2 separate regions of the Homo sapiens genome follow, and region 1 is linked to region 2. A link is an interaction called in ENCODE POLR2A ChIA-PET data of the cell type or tissue named here. Cell type or tissue: K562. All regions are shown on one strand. Links, peaks and the distances in the headings refer to the core of each region. The heading gives the core; the rest is flanking DNA.

Region 1 (2,914 bases), core at 1-2,500, 820 kb after region 2:
CAGCAAACGTTCTAGTATTTTAAATTTTGAAGTTACTTTTGGAATAAAGTCGAGTTTTCATGCCATACCAAGCTTGAGCAAGACAGCAAAGGTACAAATTGAGCTCTCTATTCATAACCTCAATGTATGTATTCCTGCTCATTAATATACTTTGCACCAGCAAAAGCGATTTCCAACATATGTGTTTTGGAGGTAATTAAGTAACTCTGTATAAAAATAAATGCACTTTTCCCTCCTTTCCCCAGTGAATGGAAAACTTCCATACTTTCAAAATAATAATAAAAAAAATAATTTTTAAGAGCAACAGCCCTCAACTCTTTGCTGGTGCCTGCCATACTGCCTTTCTTCACTCCATTCTTAGCTCTGCTAGTTTCTTCTTGTATGTCATGATAAAAAGGGAATGTGGGTGTGTAACTTTTGTGTATGTCCCGTTTCCAAATTTCCCTCTCCAAAAAGCCAACCAAATAAACAAACAAACAAACGAAAAAAACAGTGCAACAAAACACAAATAGCATTCCAACAGTTTGGCAAGTGATGCGTTCACCTGAGATTAAGTGATTTTAGGCAGTCAGTAACAAAATGCTGCTTTGCTGTAATAGTAGAAAGGCAACAAATTCTTAAAAGAAACCAAGAAGGTATACAATCTTGACAGTCTCTTATTAGCTTCCTCCTCTTATCTCTTTTTTTCCCACATTATCTGTTGCGTATCTACTACAGTAGGCTGCAAAACATACAGCAAAAAGGATTGGCTTGAAGGCATTTGATGTTTGTAAATAAATCCACAATTGGATCCAAGCTGAAGAGGTGATACATAGTCAGCCTAGTAGACAATTCTGAGCATGTGCATACGCAGGTAAAGTCCAGGCTATATTAAATAAAAAAAAATGTCAGTGCGTTTTTTCATGTTAAAGTTTTTTCAAAGCTTTGTTTTGTTCCTTGTTGTGCTGACCACAAACAAGTTTTAAGAGTATCAAGAGTCTGGCAAAAATAGAAAAAAAAAAAAAAAAAAAAAGAAGCTGTAGTGACGTCGAACCGCACAATGTAAGCATTGAGCATGTGCAAATTTTCAAATCAAAAGAAGGAAATCATCCCTCTTTACAACGTGATGTCTTGACACGTACGACCATAGGCTAAGAAGACTGCTCTGAGTATGTGCCAGTTTTAAAAGAGAAAAGCTTAGATCTTCAAGCATGTTGGAGCAGTCTCAGAATGTTGCTGTAGGCTTCTAAAGCATGATCACTGGTTGTTTCATGTATTCGCCATTTTTCTGGGCAAAAGTAATTCCACTTCCTCTGAAACGTGTCTCCAAGATACTTCTCTGTCCTCAGCCGGAAGAGATACAGTTCGGAACCCACATCAACTTGATTCAACCAAGTGTTCCTTCAACGAGAGGGGCAGGATGGTCTATCATCTGCTGACTGATCAGGATTTGGATCAATCTAGAAAGAAATGAGAAAAAAAGTTTACAGAGTTATTTCATGAGGTCTAGGAAGAATGTAGCAAATGACTACAATTCTGAATACTAGTCAAGAAATGTAATCAGAGAGCAAACACAGCTTGTTAGCATATTATATCCAATTATTCTCTTTTCATACGTGAAATGCTATGTGGGGAGGAAAGGGTGTTGGTACCTACAGTACCTGATATTTAATTACTAGATTAACAAGCTTTATAAAGGCATGTCTGAATAGTCCCCTATTTCACAAAAATTAACAGTAAAATTTTATCAGTGAATGAAGACTTTTACTCAGTACTTTAGTAGTACTTAATTAAGACCTAAATACACAACGTAGAATATCTTCATAGCAATCATCTTCTTTTGTAAAGCACCCCTTTCATCCTTCTACAAAAAAGTTAACTCATCGCTTCCTCTGACTTTGGAAAAATGAAATCGTATAAACAATGCTCTTTGTTTATACAATGTGCAAACAATTTGTTTACTCACATGAACAATGTGCTTATGTGAGGTAATAACTCATGGGTGTAAAATCCCACAGAGGGCCAAAAACGCAGTGTATCAGGAAATAAAACTGCTGAACCCAAAACACTCAAGAGGTTTCCTCCCACCTTCTTTATCTTCAGAGTGACTTTTATATGCACATATTTTTAATGAAAAGTTGCTTCTCAAGTACAAAGAGAATGGTCATAGAAAAGCAAATTGTTGGGTTTAATATATTTTTTACTGAAAGAGCTTTTGGACGAGACCCCATCCACTTGCATCTAAATGTGGAACAACCCAAATTGCCTCAGAAGCTTTAGGTAAAACACATTTTTGAAGGAAAAAAGCCAAATAACTTTTAGTTAAATCACACCCTGAACATATTTTAGGGTTTTAAAAGTTGTAAATTATCTTTAGTGCTTTTTAAAAGGAGGCAGAATTTTCCCACAAATTGCTTAAAAGTGAACTATACTTAGATTGTCATTCTTTTTAAAATGCCTCCTTGGACAGCCAGGAAGCCTCAAATCAAGCCAGAAATGACTGACTTAATAAGCAAGACAGAAATGTCCAAGTAAAAATGTAATGACAAAATCTGTAACAAGTGGCAGAACACTTTTAGCATCTAATAGAAATTGTATGTATTAGAAAATAAATAGAAAAAATTATGTCTCATCAATAATTCTGAATATTCTATAATCAATGAATGAAGAAGATCTCATATCATCACAACCAAAGGAAAACTGACCCTTCCAGTTATGGTGTTAATAAAAAAAAAGAGAAATATGATGAACAATCCCCTAATGTTTAATTTGGGAGTAATATTTCAGAGTAAAACAGCTATGTAAATTACAGTAACCAAAAGAAAAAGCTGATTCTAGTAATTTACAGAATTATTTTGGTATCAAAACCAACTCCAAAACCCCTTAAAAATGTGTACTAGTGGCTAAAGTCACTCTGAAATATCCTGAAATTACT
Region 2 (2,929 bases), core at 262-2,761:
ACTGTGTGTTTCTTCATGGTACTCTTTGAAACACAATCTCAACCTTTTTTCAGAACCCTACAAAAAAAAAAAAAAGAAAACTTGAAAAGAATTTTTGTTTTCTGAAAAGTGAGACAATTTCAGTGTAAGTTTTCTGATATGACCTGACATTTACAAGTCACAAAGTATTAAATCTTTGTAGAATATGTATATGCATTTCAATATGATTTGAAAGGTAGAGCACTCCTAACTTCAAGTCTAAAACTGTTGGCAGAGATGTTTGTGTCAAGTGGACCAGGCATCCACACATAAGATGTAAACTTTGCAAGACCTTGCACAATCTCCAGACACACCATAAGTCAACCCTCTTTTCTCACTGGGCTTGGTTTTCCCACCCATGAGGGAATAGACAGTGGGAGCTTTGTTTGTAGTGTCTTTGTTTGCTTGCAGCCACTGGTAAAACAAACATTACTTCAGACTGAAGAAGTCCTTGGTTGAGCTTGGGGGCTCTGGGAGAACTTTTCCTATATCCCAACACAGATGACTTCATCAGGTTATCTGGTGTAGACTCGCCCCACTTAGGATAATTGGATTGCAGCATCCTGTGCATATCCATGTAGGACTGGATGTTTAGTGAGAGACTCCCCACCCATGGGAAGGGATCTGAAAGAGGAATATTGAAGAGAAACTTGCCCTCTTTCACTTTAGCCTGACTCTATCTGTCAATGAAGCTTCAAAGGCACTTCAGGGTCTTGTCAGGCAGCATTATAGTCTTAAAAATTTCTCATAATTTCATCTTTGGACAGTACTGATGAGCTCTGCACTGGACATAAGCCACTGAGGGCTGAAAATGTACACAGTGAATCCTTGAATTGAGAAAACAGTCTCATTTTGTGACCCAATCTACTAGAAACTTACGTGATTATAAAAACGTATTTGAAGAATTCTCAGTATTTTGCAATAGAAAGGGTCAGTTTTATAATTTTAAATTTGTTGAATGGTGAAGGCATTAATGCATGGAAGTGATTATTAATAAATAGAAAGGTTTGGTAGATAACATGCTTCTTGTTACTTCTGTTTCAAGATACGTTATATATAGAAGTGGAATTTAATATGTTTTATATCATAGATTTAAAGATTTTGTACCAAAAGATTTATACCGTCCCCTCATCTCCATCCCCCCCTCACATACCTCCCAGGAAATTAACTGTTTGAACTCATCGTTGGATAAGTTTACCACAGCCCACAGAATATTTCTGGAAAATTTAAATTCTTTTTTACTGTAGTCTCTGGAATGTAAATGCAAGCTTATTATAAGATAATTATGCAAGGAGTGGAAACCTTATATTCTATCCTCATAAATAAAGTGTAGACAGAAATAATAATCTTGGCTCAACTGGAACTCGAAGTTAGGAATGAAGGATTTGTTTGCCTTGTCTCCTCCCAAACCTCAAGTAATAAATCTCAAAAGCTTCAATATTGATTCAACAAAATGAATGGCTGAGTCATTTCAGAAGGACTCTGACAAGTGGACAAACGCTGCCATGGCGACATTTTGATATGCAGCGTGCTTACTGAGCCTGGCTGGCTTCCTCCCCCTGCCATTAAAGCAAAATGACAAACCATGGGAAGTGCCACACACAGCGTGCCTAAACCAGAGGCAACTGGGGGTGAAAAACAGATTTAATTAGCTGTTCTCAAAAAGTTAAAAACTGGATATACATTTATGTTTGATTTATGGAGGAATTCCTTTTAAAATGTGAGAAAAACTGCTCTGAGATGTGCTTCTTGCTAAGAAATAGAAACTATTATTGATTTTAAAGTCTCAGACAGCATTCTCTGTAAATGTTTTGTAAACATACTTTGTAGGATAAAATATTTTTAGCTTGGAAATACAGATTTAAAATATTTCCCATAGGACATAAATTCTACTCAATTCGTCTTTTACTGAATAATGTAATAAAGTATTACATGTGGCCAGTAAAAAAAAAATACAATATGTGTAATCACATACTATTACTGCTGCATATATTTAGATTTGTAAGGAAATAAATGTCGGAAAGTAATATGTATACTTGGATATTACTTGATCTTAATATTCATTTGATGGAGCTACTTAGGAATTACATATGTGTTCTTTTCTTTATTAGTATAAAGTATATCAAGATATATTAAAAGCAGGAGCAATTCACATCAATGAAAAGATGTTATTTTAAAACTTTTAGTGGGAAATTGCTATTATATATGCGATTATGTATTTGTTAACTTTATTTATGTATAATTAACACTGTAGTTTTTTCAATATTGAATTGGTTAACTGAGAAGAAAAACTGTCTCAATTGCAGCTAAAATACAACTAGAGTAGGCAATAACTGTTTTGTTTTATTTTGCTGTTTTTCTGTTTGTCAGTTATTAAAATCTCACTATGTAGCAGACTTCACTATCTCATTCAATCCACACACAAGCCTGAGCAATGAGTCCTAGGAGACTCTCTATTTTGCAGATAAGGAAACTAAAATGTGAAAGGTTAATAAATTAATCTAAGTTCACTCCACCTATCTACACTATATGATCTCTTGACATCATCTGGACCTAACCATATTAAATGTTTTTATTTTTGCTATTCTATGGCTTTAGAAATAGAAACCATACTAGTGACTGATATCACAAAGTCTCAGACATCATGTTCTATAAATAGACTTCTTGAAAAAAACATTTTTAACTTAGGAAGGTAAAGATTTAAAATATTTGCAGTAGAACATGAAGATAATACTTAATTTATCATTTGTATTTTACTTATTAATTTTAGAACATTTCATGAGAGTATAAAAATTTAGATAGCATTAGGAGATATACCTAATGTTAAATGAAGAGTTAATGGGTGCAGTGCACCAACATGGCACATGTATACATATGTAACAAACCTGCACATTGTGCACATGTACCCTAA

What was found. Peaks named below come from ENCODE experiments on the same cell type or tissue, not always from the same donor. Only the 100,000 strongest peaks of a DNase experiment are listed, where the experiment ranks them.
Region 1: POLR2A ChIA-PET joins it to region 2 with 5 read pairs; 4 of 35 experiments call an interaction of 5 or more read pairs at or near these places.

Annotation. Positions count from the first base shown.
Region 1 is chr5:91,370,018-91,372,931 of GRCh38, forward strand. ARRDC3 (arrestin domain containing 3) reads right to left here. Exons shown (of 8, transcript NM_020801.4): 8 at 1-1,439. The coding sequence ends at 1,383. Among named protein-coding and RNA genes, the nearest start is that of ARRDC3-AS1, 8.9 kb to the right of the region's middle. In K562, for the core only: no CTCF peak of the experiment used is centred there; no DNase peak of the experiment used is centred there.
Region 2 is chr5:90,546,811-90,549,739 of GRCh38, forward strand. No RefSeq gene overlaps it. Among named protein-coding and RNA genes, the nearest start is that of ADGRV1, 11 kb to the right of the region's middle. In K562, for the core only: no CTCF peak of the experiment used is centred there; a DNase peak (open chromatin) is centred at 1,551.